Regions from separate parts of the Homo sapiens genome. Here region 2 is linked to region 1. Evidence: read pairs that join two places in POLR2A ChIA-PET (ENCODE). Cell type or tissue: HepG2. All regions are shown on one strand. Each heading gives the region's core, and the rest is flanking DNA. Links, peaks and the distances in the headings are about the cores only.

Region 1 (8,993 bases), core at 2,695-5,194:
AGGCTGGAGTGCAGTGGCTCGATCTCAGCTGAGAACCTGTGCCTCTTCAGCTCAAGTGATCCTCTCATCTCAGCCCCCCAAGTATCTGGGACTACAGGAATGCACCATCATGCCCAGCTATTTTTTTTGTTTTGTTTTGTTTTGTTTTATTTGTAGAGATGGGGTTTTGCCATGTTGCCCAGGCTGGCCTCGAACTCCTGACCTCAAGGGATCCACCCACCTCGGCCTCCAAAGTGCTGGGATACAGGTGTGAGCCACCGTGCCCAGCCCTTTCTTGGTATATATACTTTCAAAACAGGAAAATTTGGGATTGAAATTTGGGTTTCCTACACTTACATTCTTATTATAATTTCTAATAAGGTTGTTTGTTATGATCCCTTTATTCTTCTGTAAATTATTATGAGGCTACTTAAAATATAAATAAAATTAAAAGGGTCCTTTGGACCCGAGGTAAATTATTATATAATTCTTTTTTCCAGTATACTAAAGGTTAACCCAGTATTGTTTGTAATAGCAAAAGACTGGAAACTTCTCAAAGGTCCATCAATAGGGCACTGGTTAAATAAATAAATATTGCTACCTTCTAGCAATGGAATATTATTTTGCTATAAAAACTGATTAGGAAAATATACATGTACTACTATGGAATAATTTCCAAAATATAAAGCGAAAGAAACAGGGTTCAGAACAGGATGTAAAACATGCAATCGTTTGTGTTATAAAAAAGGAGAAAAAGTATGATTTTGCTTGAATATGCATAAACTATTTCTGATAACATTGACTCTTTTCTGTAGAGGGTATCTGGGCGGCTAGCCACAGGCATGACAAAGAAATGTTTCAGCAAAAATCCCTTTTACTTACTGACATAGACTGACATAGACTAACATAGACTGGCATAGACTGACATGGACTGACATAGACTAACATAGACTGACATAGACTGACAGACTGGCGTAGACTGACGTAGACTGACATGGACTGACGTAGACTGACATGGACTGATGTAGACTGACGTAGACTGACGTGGACTGACGTAGACTGTTGTAGACTGACATGGACTGATGTAGACTGAAATGCACTGACATAGACTGACATAGACTGATGTAGATTGACGTGGACTGACATAGACTGACGTGGACTGACGTAGACTGACATAGACTGACATGGACTGACATAGACTGATGCAGACTGACGTAGACTGAAAGGAGAACTTAGAAAAGGACACGCTCAGCGTCGGGCACACCTCAGTCAAGGAGGCTCTGCTGACCACACTGTCCCTGTCTCAGTGACTTCCTACAACAAAGGTGATTTCTCACTGATGTTCCAGCTCCCTTGAGGGTCCACTGGGCGCTCTGCTCCACCCATTCTGGGACCCATGCTGACACCACAGCTGCCATCTTGAGAGACACTGGTTGCCATGGCCACTCTGAGAATCTTAGACATGTAATGAAATACATAATTTCATATTTTATATATTTTAATTGAAATATCTGTATATACAATATATATCTTGTATATCTATTTTATCTATTTTTTTTTTGAGACAGGGTCTTACTCTGTCCCCCAGGCTCAAGTGCAGTGGCATGATCATGGTTCACTGTAGCCTCAACTTCCCAGGCTTAAGCGAGTTCCCCATCTCAGCCTCCTGAGTAGCTATGACTACAGACATGTGCCACCACATACTGCTAGTTTTTTGTACTTTGTTTTATTTTTTGAGACAGAGTTTTGCTCTTGTCGCCCAGACTGGAGTGCAATGGCCGATCTCGGCTCACTGTAACCTCTGTCTCCTGGGTTCAAGCGATTCTCCTGCCTCAGCCTCCCGAGTAGCTGGGATTACAGATGCCTGCCACCACACCTAGCTAATGTTTGTATTTTTAGTACAGACAGGATTTCACCATGTTGGCCAGGCTGGTCTCGAACTCCTGACCTCAGGTGATCCAGCCACCTGGGCCTCCCAAAGTGCGGGATTACAGACATAAGCCACCGTGCCCGGCCTAAGGTAAAATTTACATGCAATGAAATGAACAAATTTGGGACAAATGCATATACCCATACACCTATGTAACCCAAACTTCTATCAAGATATAAAACATTGCTGTCACCGTGGAAGGTTCCCCTGTGCCCTTTCCCATCAATCCCCACCCCACACCATCCACAGAAGCAATCACTGTCTTGATTTCTTCACCACAGATCAGTGTAGCCTGTTTTAGAACTTCATATAAATGGAACTGTACATACGTATTCTTCTTTGTTAAGGCTTCTTTCATTTAGTACATTTTTGAGATTCATAACTTTTGTTGTGCACATTAGTAATTCATTCCTTTTTATTGTTAATATCCAATTTTGAGCATATGGTACAGTTTGTTTATCCATTCTCCTGTTAATAGGTCCTTGTGATGTTTACAGTTTGGGATTATTATGAAAAAAAGCTGCAATAGCCATTCTCATAAGTGTTTTCAGGAACGCTTGCTTTCATATTTATTTATTTATGTATTTCTTGCATCAAAGTCTCGATCTTTCACCAGGCTGGAGTGCAGTGGCACGACCTCAGCTCACTGCAAGCTCCGCCTCCTGGGTTCAAGTGATTCACCTGCCGCAGCCTCTCGAGTAGCTGGGACTACAGGCGTGTGCCACATGCCCAGCTAATTTTTGTATTTTTAGTAGCGACAGGGTTTCACCATGTTGGCCAGGATGGTCTGGATCTATTGACCTCGTGATCCACCTCCCTCAGCCTCCCAAAGTGCTGAGATTAGAGGCGTGAGCCACAGCGCCTGGCCTCATTTCTATTAAGTGTGGAGTTCTCTAGGAGTGGAATTGTGGGTTTAGAAGGCAGGTGTATGTTCAGTTTTTGTAAGAAATTGTTAGAACTTTTCCTAAAGTGTTGGTATCATATTACATACCAACCCACAGTATGTAAGAGTTCCAGTGGCCCCACTTCCTCACCATCTATTTGGTGTTGTCAAGTTTCAAATTTCAGCTGTTCTGGTGGGTGTGTAGTGGTATTTCACTACGGCTCTTTTGTAAACTTTTGCTTTATATATTTTGAGAGTATTTCATCGGTGCATTCAGTGATAGAACTGTTATTTCTTTTTTTTTTTTTTTGAGACAGAGTCTTGCTCTGTCGCCCTGGCCGGAGTGCAGTGGTGCGATCTCAGCTTACTGCAACCTCTGCTTCCTGGGGTTCAAGCAATTCTCCTGCCTCAGCCTACTGAGTAGCTGGGATTACAGGCACTCACCTCCACGCCTGGCTAATTTTTGTATTTTTTAGTAGTGGCCAGGCTGGTCTCGAACTCCTGACCTCAGGTGACCCACCCGCCTTGGCCTCCCAAAGTGCTTAGATTACAGGCGTGAGCCACCGTGCCCAGTCAGAACTTTTATTTCTGATGTGTTGAATTGTTCATCACATTGTGCTGATCCTCTTTATTCCTAATGACTTTTCTTGGTTTGTCAACAAAATAAACAGAGAGAGGCTCTCTCAAAGAAAAAGGTATCTGCGAACAGGGCATTGCAATGGGAATATGCATGTCATAGTGAGCTATGTGTGTACTTTAGGAAGGTAAAGGGAGAGAATAGCTTTTAAAGGAAAAGTGAGGAGGATTACATAATTGTTTTGAGATAATCAGCCTTGGCCATGAAGGTCAATAACAAGGCCGACGCCGGTCCAAGGTTGGACAGGCAGTTGCTGGGTAGATGTCCTTGTAGAAGTATTATTTGTGGAAGGTTGTGACGGCCTTTGTGCAGGTTGTGGTTTTTGCAGTCTTTTGTGATCGTTGACAGTCGTGATAGGACAAACAAGCATGAGAATGCTCTCTTCACAGCCTCACCTGGCTCTATTTCTCAGGGTTTTTTTTTGTTTGGTGTTTGCCTTTTAAAATACAAATGACTCCATTCTCATTCTGACAGCCTTCACGTTTCCGCCTCTGGTCAGCATCTCTCTCTGAAAGCATCGCTGGTCAGTCATCCTGTGGCTGGGTCTTGATTGTCCCTTGATACCAGGGTGGATCTGTCCTGGCTGCCAGTCTTGTCCCACACTGCAGGGAGTGATTGGGGACTAGGAGCCAGTGTCAAAACCTTCTAGCCACCTGTGAACAACGAGGGAGGTTCGAAGGGAGTGGCTGTCAGCTAAGTCTACTTAGAGTCCATTATTGAGTTCAATTTTGTCTGTTCCATAGTTTTTTTGCAATCATTTCAAAGCGCCAGGCCAGCATTATTCTGTTAGGAGTTGTACTTCTGTAAAATTTCTTTTTTTGAGACAGGGTCTTGCTCTGACACCCAGGCTGGACTGCGGTGGTACGATCATAGCTCTCTGCAACCTTGAACTCTTGGGCTCAAGGGATCCTCCTACCTTAGCCTCTTGAGTAGCTGGGACTACAGGTGCAGGCCACTGTGCCTGGCTAAATTTTTCAGTTTTTTTTGTAGAGACAGGGTATCACTTTGTTGCCCAGGCTGGTCTCAAACTCCTGGTCTCAAGTGATCCTCCTACCTCAGCCTCCCAAAGTGTTGGGATTACAGGCGTGAGCCACTGTGCCCGACCAGAATATCTTTTTTATCCTGTGAGAGAATGTCAGGAGTTTGGATTGGTGTTTTAGATGGTGGCAACTGCCCTAGTGGCTTTTAATTAGACATCCTGAGCCCACTATTTAAAACGTGGAAGGTGTTTAGAAAAAAACCCAGGGAAACGAGTGAAACCAAATCACAGGACACCAAGAGATGAGTGTTCACAAAATTTTAACCCAGGCATGCAGATCAAATTACACGCTCAGACCAAAAGTGAATTCACCAGAAATGACATGCCTCACAGATAGAATGTGAATTCAATAGAAACCAGAATACTCAAGCTAGAGACCTCTGTCTTTATACCAGAAAGGACTTACCAGAAAAGTCAGTCTTTTATCATCTCAGGAGGGATGTAAGGTTCTTTATTAAGGTGGCCTTATAACCAAACCTGATCTTGAATATCAAAAAGCCTCTACCAAAAAAAAAAAAAAAAGAAAAGAAAAAAAAATAGGCCAGGCACAGTGGCTCACGCCTGTAATCCCACCACTTTGGGAGGCCAAGGCGGGCAGATCACGAGGTCAGGAGATCGAGACCATCCTGGCTAACATGGTGAAACCCCGTGTCTACTAAAAATACAAAAAATTAGCCGGATGTGGCAGCGTGCGCCTGTCGTCCCAGCTACTCTGGAGGCTGAGGCAGGAGAACGGGGTGAATCCAGGAGACGGAGCTTGCAGTGAGCCGGGATTGCGCCACTGCACTCCAGCCTGGGCTACAGAGCAAGACTCCGTCTCAAAAAAAAAAAAAAGGAAAAAAAGAAAAAAGAAAAGAAAAACAAAGCCTCCACCAAAAACAGGGAGGGCTGGCCTGAGAGAAGACTCACCAGGGACAAAAATTTGAGCCATGGAAGCCTACAGCGCAAAGGGCTCATGCATACTGGCCAAAAAAGAGTATTTTTTTCTGATAGTCATCTTTCTTTAGGTCCCATTTCTGACCCCATTTATGTCAATTAAATGAGAGAGACGAGCTCTCTAAAAGAAAGATATGTATTCAGGAATAGGGCATTGCAATGGGAATACACGTCATTGTGAGCTGTGTGTGTACTTTAGGGAGGTAAAGGGAGAGAATTTTTTTTTTTTTTTTGAGATGGAGTCTCACTCTGTCGCCCAGGCTGGAGCACAGTAGCACGATCTCGGCTCACTGCAACATCCACCTCCCAGGTTCAAGCGATTCTCCTGCCTCAGCCGAGTAGCTGGGATTACAGGCATGCACCACCCCACCTGGCTAAGTTTTTGTATTTTTAGTAGAGATGAGGTTTCGCCACATTGGTCAGGCTGGTCTCAAACTCCCAACCTCAGGTGATCCACCCTCCTCGGCCTCCCAAAGTGCTGTTATTACAGGCGTGAGCCACCACGCGTGGCCGAGAATGGTTTTTAAAGGATAAATGAAGATTACATAACTGTTTTGAGATTACCACCTGTGGCTACAAAGATCCATAACAAGGGCGATGCAAGTCCACAGCTGGACAGGCTGTTGCTGGGTAGATGTCCTTGAAGTATTTTTTGCATAAGGCTGTGATGCTTTTTGTGCAAGGCTGTGGTTTTTGCAATCTTTTGTGATAATTTCGTTATTGGGCATACCAGCATGAGACCCTTCACCATCGCAAGACTGCAAACCCTACTCTATTTGTTCGGGTTGTTTTTTTGTTTCTTGAACACAAGTGACTCCGCTTTGATTGACAACTTTCACACTTTATTAAAATCTACTTTTTTCTGAGATTCAAAGAGCTACATTTTTGGTTAGTGTATGTCTACTATACCTTTTTTCATCCTTTCAACATCTTTTGTCACATTTTAGGTGATGCTCTTGTAAACAGTGTATTGCTAGACCTAAAAATCCAAGCTTACAACTTGTCCTTTACCTGATACATTTATTCCATTTACTTTCATTTGGATTTTTAAAAATGTTAACTTAATACGTCTCTTTCAGATGTCCCTGCTTTTTAGTTAATTGTGTTTTCTACTCTCCTAAAGACTTGATTTTTATTTTTTAGTTAACTGACCGTTTTTAAAGAGGTTTTAGGCTCATAGCAAAATTGGGTGGAATTTCCCCTACTGCCCCAGCCAGGCATTGCTTCTGACTGCAGCATTAGGCTTCCAGTGGGATTGAGTGCTGCACATAAGGGTCTCCACCCCCAGCAGATATGGAAAGGCAATCCCCTAGTTTTACAGTAAGGCCTGGGACAGAATCCAAATTTGATCCCAACACCCAAGTGAATCCTCCTCCTCTTAAAAAGAAATAATTGACTGCATAACCGAACTGCAGGGTCAACTCAGATCCTACCATTCACCTGGAGGTCCTGACATTGCACCTCCCAGTCTAGGTCCCAAGAAAAGAACTCTGTAGCTTCTATTCTCATATCCCAGCACACACAAGTCCTTAAAATTTCTGGCCATAAAAACCACAGAAATTTGATTCCCAGAAAAAAACTGTTTGGCTAGACCAGACAGGTGGACATAAACACCCTGAGCTCCCAACCTATTAACAAAGGCTCACAGGGTCACTCTGGTGCACAAACCTACAATGAGACTACCTGCAAGTCATTTGCTGTCACCCCACTTATGGAATGTCACTATGAATCAAGATCTGTACTGGGGACAGAGATGACCAAAGTGACTCCCTGTCCCCTTGGGGTCACACAGCACATGCAACGAAAGTGCAACACTGTTTCTGGTACTAAGACTGCTCTGGCTTTGTAGTAGTCAGGGAGGCTGAAATTTGAACCATCAAAAAGATGATGCAGGAACAAGGTCAACTTTGCATTTGCTGGTTACTCCGGAATACTGGTAGGTCAAGCTGTAGCAATTAAGAAAATAGCTGGTTAGATAAGGATTGTCTGCAGACTTGTCAAATAAATTTAAAATACATGAAGGGTTATTTTGTTAGATAAGTGACCTTGGTACAACAGTACCTATGCCTCAGGACCACGATGAGGACTGACTGAGCTAACAAAATGCAAAAGGTTCAAACTCACTTATCTGCTTTTTGCAGATGGCCAGCTTTCACTTCTGCCATCTCCAGGCCAAAGGCATAAAGTCAGTGCTTGGTACACTGGAACAAACAGCTTGGGGCTCAATTTTGATACCCCTCCCTTCTCAAGCGGGAAGCGGTGGATTAGAGACCTCCTTGCCCATCTCTAAACTTTAGGACCCACACTAAAAATTTTTAAGTCAATTTCAGAATGCACTTGTTTAGAAAGCAAACCTCCCCATTCCCTCATTCTTAACTAGAGATATATACAATTATTCACAGTTACATAGCTGTATGTATGTTCCCTATTAAGCACCTGCCAAGATTTCAAGTAATAAAACTGAGGCAGATGCTCAGTTCACAGACAAGACTAGCAAATAAAGCCAGTGACCCAATGAAATGAACAACTTTTGTGAGTGGGGCTGGCAAGTGTAACTGCAGGATACATCCAACACAAATCCAAAGCAACGGCTACAAAACAGGGCAGATTCCAATGCTTTGATCTCATTATAAAATGAAAACTTGTTAACTTTAATATTAAAGCAAAGACAAAATACAATTTTATCATTATTTTAATCAAGTAACTTAGCTGTTTAAACAAATCCTTAAGACAGTTCAATAGAGCAAAGTGAAGAATTACTCTATTAGGATAACCTGTGAACAAAGTTCAGATTATGTGAATTTGTATTCCATTCGAAGTTTGGCACCAGACTGAACACTGGTTTAAGCCAAATTTTTTAGTGTTCTAGAAGCCCTGAACATGTTTTCCCTCAGATTAAAAGTAGAACCTTTATAATAGAACCTCATTAGCTTGACACTGAGTATGCTGAGTGCAACTTAGCTTAGGTCACCAGTATCTCCTACAGAATTCCAGTTAATGAAAGCAGATCAGCCTTGCGGCAAAGAATTTGAAACCTAGGCAACATACAAGTTTGAAGAAAAAAAAATCCTCTTTGGTGTGACAAAGCACATTCCCTCCAGGTATATGGCTCCTGCTCCACTTGCACCCGAATCTTGATCAAAGGCAGCTGGAGACCAATTCTTGTCTCTCCAATAAGATTGCTAGGTTTCAATTCCTTAAAATATCAAGCCAACCAAGTTTTATTACATCAAATGTTTCTATCATTTCAATGTGAAAATTTTTTTACGCCTATTTGTTATTAAGGTCTCATTATCTGTGAAATAATCACAAAAAAACAGAGGTGAATGGTATAAGCCACTGCTCCAAAATTAACCCTATCGATTCTCGATTCCCACTGTGCACTTTGTGAAAAGGGTAACTGCCAAGAGGTTTAACCTTGAAGATGATTACTCAAACAGTCAGAACCCATAATATGAGTTTAGATCAGGCAAGGAGTTCATGAGGAAGTTATCAACTCTTGTGTGTCCAAATCTAAAGCCCTGCATGGGCTCTGTCAGGTCCTTGTCACCTGCACTCAGGTGGCCATCAGACTTCTTGGGTGCCTGGC
Region 2 (5,298 bases), core at 1,318-3,817, 210 kb after region 1:
GACCGCCTCTTCCCACCCCTTAGGTCTCCGCTAAGATGTCCACCCCCAAAAGGCTTTCTTGTCTCTAAAGTCGGCACCTCCTATCATTCACAACCTTGGTTAAACCCTATTTACAACTTGTAATTGTCTGTTTCTTTGCCTGATTATGTCATTAGTATTGCTGGCCCTCAACAGAATGAGCTACTTAAGGGAGGACTGAGACCTGGCTTCCCTTGTACTTCATTGCATCCTGGTAACTAGAACAGAGGCTGACACCTAGCAGACTTCTCCATAATTGTTGGTGGCATAGGTAGATGGATGGTGGGTGGGTGAGCAGATGGATGAGAGCTAGATGGGTGGAGGGATGGGAGCATGGATGAGTGAGTAGATGCATGGGTGGATGGGTGGGTGGGTGAGTGGTTGAGTGGATGGATAGCTAAATGGGTGGAGGGGTGGATGGATGAGTAGATGGGTGGATGGGTGCTTACATGGGTAGGTGGATGAATAGATGGATGGATAGACGGGTGGGTGGGTGGGTGGGTGGATGGGTAGACAGGTGATGAGTGGGTGAGAAGATAGACGGATAGCCAGATGGGTGAAGGAATGGGTGGATGAGCAGATGGGTGCTTGTATGGTGGGTGAATGAATGAATGGGTGGAATGGATCAGACAGGGACTGGACTTGGCGAAGCTGGGGTCAACCCTGTCAAGACCCATTCAAACTTACCCTAACATGTCAGAGGACCCAGCCCAGGAAGAAACAATGTCCCTGGCCCACCAGAACTTCAGGCAGCCAAGGGCTAAGCCTCCACTCCCGAATATGAGCCCTGGTCCCAGAGCATAGGCCTAGGCCGCAGAGGCCCCCCAGGCTGGGTGAAGCTGGCCTCTCTGGTCTCAGTCTCCCCTGTGAGAGGCAGTGTCAGGTAAAGCTAAGAGTGTGGGCCATGCAGCCAGACACTAACTAGCCGTGTCACCTTGGACACATCCTGTGAGCTCTCCAGGCCTCCTCTGTGAAACGGGAATGGGAAGTATTGTCCTCGTAGTGCTGTGGTGAAGGCCACAAGAATGAGCCCCTGGTGAGGTTCACACAGTGACTGGCACGTGGGCAGCTGCCAGGATCTGGGTTCCCAATGCCAGCCCTGTGAGGCCTTGGCCACAGTGATGTGACAGTGGTCCTGAGGTGCCCCAGGTTCTCACCTGAAGTCAGGGTAGCAGGTGGCATAAGTGGCCACCTCAATCTTGATGGCACTGGGGTCCTGCAGGCGAATGATCTCGGCCAGCGTAGGGAGAGCAGGCTGCAGCCAGGTCGCCGGGGAGCCCTGCAGGAGTGGGTGTGGTTGGAGGGACCCAGGGGTCCAGAGGCTCGGGTCAGCGACTCGTTGGGCTTAGAGAGGCACCAGCGGCCTATCTCCGACCCTGAAAGGGCTAGGGGAGAAGAGGCAGCCATTTCAGAGGGGCTTGGGAGAGGTGGGCAGCGGCTTACGTGCTGGGTGCAGAAGTGCTGGATGGTGTCAGCATTGGCCAGGATGTACCCAGCCAGCTGCTGCTGCTGCTCGGCCGTCTTGAGGACCAGGCGCCCCTTGCTGAGTTGGATGATGTACTCCTTCACCAGGTGCAGGTGCAAGGCCTCCATGAGCTCCTGGGAGGGCAAGCAGCCAGGGGCGTGTGAGCTGTCTGCTGATGGGGAGCTCGCCACCTCCCTTGAAGCCTTGTAGCCAGGCCTCCAGAGAGAGGCAGATGCCAGAGCAAAAGACTGCACACGTGCTCGTGCGTCCACATGTGTGCGTTCACATGCTCATGCGTTCACATGCGTGTGTGTTCACATGTGCATGCGTTCACGTGTTCACATGTGTGTGTTTACATGCTCGTGCCTTCACGTGTGTTCATATGTGTGCATGTGTTCACATGCTCGTGCATTCACATGTGTGTGTTCACATGCTCGTGCGTTCACATGTTCGTGCCTTCACGTGTGTTCACATGTGCACGTGTTCACATGCTCGTGCATTCACGTGTGTTCACATGTGCGCGTGTGAGCACATGTGCGTGAGTGTACACAGACGTGCTAGTGTGCGTGTCCGGGCTGCCCCCAACTCCCCAAGACCCAGCCACCAGCCCAGAGCCTCCTCACCTCCCGGAAACAGCCCTGCAGCTCTGAGAACTCAGGCAGCCTCGTGTCTACAGTGGCGATGATGTTTTCCAGGGTCTCCACAGGGGCCGCCCAGCGGGTGTGCGTGAACCTCTTGAACAGTGGCTGAGACAGGAGAGGCAGGATGTCTAGTCACGCCCTGGAGAGGAAGGGCTGCCAGCCGCAGACACGCAGACACGCAGACACAGACACACACCGACACATGTGCCTGGTGGAGGGGCGGGGGGCACTCAAGGACTCCCAGGGAACCCGGGCCAACCTCAGGTCCCTGCTCACAGACAGGAAGTGGGAGCCGGCTCTGTGCACCCTTATCCAAGGTCACCCAGTGCGGCTCAGGAGCCAGGAGAGCCTGTCTGCCGGCCCGGAGGCCAAGTCCACTGCCACTTAAATAAATAAATTCCTTCATAAACAAGACCTTGTGCTTGGCTGGGCCAGGGAGATCAGTACCAGGGGATGTGGGGTCACCGCTCGGGCTTCCACCACACTCAGGCCACCCATGGCCGCTAGTCCCTGACACCGGGAAGAGAACCTCTCCCCTTCCTTTTGAGAGACCCCCCACTTTACACCCTGCTAAAGGAACTACTTGTTTTCACAGCATTTTCTGTGGATTTCTTGGCCCATAACAGATATAACCCCAGCTGCCGATGACCCTGAGCCTCAGTTGCTGGGAGTCAGGCGCGGGGATGGGGGTGGATAGGAGGGGCTGAGGGGATTGAAGGAAAGGTGTCTGCAGGCTTGGGACTGGGCTGTGTCTGAATCGGGGAGGGGCAGTGAAACTTTTCCAGGCCCTCCCAGCCCCAGGCGGCCCCTCCCAGCCCCAGGCGGCCCCTCCCAGCCCCAGGCGGCCCCTCCCAGCCCCAGGCGGCCCCTCTCAGGTGAAACCCCAGGACATGATCGGCGGAGTTCAGAGCCTGCTAGGGTCCCCAACCGGGCATCACCGCTGCACCAGAGCTGGCCCACGGTGCCGTCCACAGGCCTGGAGCGTGTCTTCCCCACATCTTTGCTTCTGCCACTCCTCCCTGGGGGCACCTCCCAGTCCCTCCCTGGGAACCCCCCAACACTGGGCTCCTGAGGGCAAGAGGCTCCCGCTACCTTCAGGTCCTCATGCAGGTTCTGGAGCAGGGTGTCAAAGCCGTGGCTCTTGAGCTCACCCAGGGGGCCCAGCAGGAGGCTCAGGGTGTCCTGGGGTACCTGCCAATTCTGCTCCATGGACATCCTGGAAGGTGGAGGCAGAGAGGTCACCCCAGCCCTGCTCAGCCTATAGCCCCATACCCAGGGAGCCAGACAGCCCCCTCTCTTCACTCTAGAACCCTCAATGGCTCCCCATTCTCTATGGGATCAAGTCCTCCCATCCATGTTCTCCATGCCCTCAGGACACTCCTCCACTACATCCCCTTGTAACTGGGGGCAAGTGAGCCTCCTCCAGTGGTTTGCCCATCTGCCTAATAGACAGATCACTATACCTACTTCACAGGGTTGCTTTAAGGATAAGATAATGGGTGAAACATCTGCCTGTGTGCTTGCCCCAGCCAGCACTTGGGAAATGTTTGCTGCTGCTGCTGCAGGCCGTGGAGTCCTCACACATGTTGCTGGTTTGAATTCCACTTCTTGGCCTAAGCAGCTCCTCCTCCCTCCACCTTCCAGCTCCCCTCTCCTGCCCGCTGAGTGACTCCCACTCCCGCAAGCCCCTCCCAACACTCTCACCGGAAGGACAGGCAGTTGTTGATGTTGGCAATAACATTGGCCCTGTAATTCGTCAGCTGCTTGCCTCTCTCCAGAAATTCATTAAAGGCGCGCTGGTAGCTGGCGAAACCAGAAGGGGCACATTCAGGACCAGCCCAAACACTGGGACCACAGCAGCAGCCTCCCTGCCCTCCCTGCCAGCTCCTGGGGTTCACTTTTCTGTTTGGCTGCCCATAGCCAAGGGAGGGGCCGCTAGCCCCTGGGCATCATGGAACTGGCTTCACAAGCTAAGGCTTGGGCTCCTGAAGAGGGTACCAGCCCATCTCTGCTGCTCCCAGGCCCTCTCTAGAGTTGGGAGACCAGGTAGGAGTGAGCGTGTGGTTGGCTGGAGAAGCCCTCAGAGGTCGAGAGGGAGAGAGCAGAGAGAATTCAGGTGGTGGAGACTAGGAGTGTTGTATGAAGGGGTGGCGGGGTCTCAGTCCCTCCTGGGGTATCCTCTTTGAAGCTAGAGGCTGCTCTGCTGAGAGCTTTGCTGATGGGGTGGGCGCAAGAGGCTCCCACGTTGAATCCTGGTGGAGGTCAGACCACCTGAGGCTCTCAGTGCCCTGGCTGAGTGGGAAACAACTCCTGGCTCAGAATGACAGGGACAGGGGTAGAGGGCGGGGATCCAGCTCAGCTCCCCACCTGAGGCACTAGGGAGGGGCCGTGGCTCTGAGAGCGGTGGCTACAGGGACCCCATCCTGGGCACACACCCACCTCCTCAGGAACGCAGGCAGCTCCACCAGCAGCACCCGCTTTATCTGTGAGCCCAAGTCCAGCGTGATGCTCTCGGCCTTGGCCTGGGCCTGGGAGGTGATCTGCAGGGTGGTGGTGGGTGAGCTGAGCAGGGGCTCGCCTGGACAAGGGGGCAGGGGACGGGGAGGAAACAGGCGGGAACAGAGGGGGTGCCCCGAGGTGGGCATGGGTATGCACACAGGACGGAATGTGCGTGGGGCTCCCCATGCACGTGCACGGGCGGTACGTGTGCCCTGGGGCAGATTGCAGTACCTGGATGATGTCGATGGCCAGCTCGCTGTGGCAGTGGCCGTCCAGCCTCTGGGGAGGCACATCCTCAGCCCAGCGCCGTGCCTCTAGCTCCAGAGCTCGGTCCATCAACTCCCTCACATTGGCCTGGAGGAGGAGGGGCAGGTCACTGGGGCACTATCCCTCACCTCGCTCACCTGGAAGACCCGTCAAGCTCCCTGCCCATGTCCTGTCTGTCTCCGAGCCTCTCCTCTGCTGCCTCCCTGCCCCTCCCTGGCCCAGGTGGAGACTCACCGCCTCACTGGACAGGAATGTGGCCTCCAGCAGTCGGATCTGCCTGGGGGGCAGGAGGCTCCCGAGCCCCATACCCTGCAGCTCACCCACCAGCTTGGGGCTGTTGATGATGTCACTGCAGGCAGGGGAGGCTGGCATGAGGACAACTATACCAAATCAGCACCACCACTCAAG

What was found. Peaks named below come from ENCODE experiments on the same cell type or tissue, not always from the same donor. Only the 100,000 strongest peaks of a DNase experiment are listed, where the experiment ranks them.
Region 2: POLR2A ChIA-PET joins it to region 1 with 6 read pairs; 10 of 35 experiments call an interaction of 5 or more read pairs at or near these places.

Annotation. Positions count from the first base shown.
Region 1 is chr14:103,342,257-103,351,249 of GRCh38, reverse strand. It overlaps EIF5 (eukaryotic translation initiation factor 5), which reads right to left. Exons shown (of 12, transcript NM_001969.5): 12 at 6,225-8,993. Among named protein-coding and RNA genes, the nearest start is that of SNORA28, 8.9 kb to the right of the region's middle. In HepG2, for the core only: no CTCF peak of the experiment used is centred there; a DNase peak (open chromatin) is centred at 3,649.
Region 2 is chr14:103,129,681-103,134,978 of GRCh38, reverse strand. It overlaps TNFAIP2 (TNF alpha induced protein 2), which reads right to left. Exons shown (of 12, transcript NM_006291.4): 4 at 5,125-5,239; 5 at 4,855-4,977; 6 at 4,564-4,664; 7 at 3,829-3,927; 8 at 3,217-3,340; 9 at 2,107-2,229; 10 at 1,462-1,617; 11 at 1,176-1,297. Among named protein-coding and RNA genes, the nearest start is that of TNFAIP2, 8.9 kb to the right of the region's middle. RefSeq lists enhancers at 1,571-2,139, 2,140-2,710. In HepG2, for the core only: no CTCF peak of the experiment used is centred there; a DNase peak (open chromatin) is centred at 2,468; H3K27me3 peaks cover 469 bases.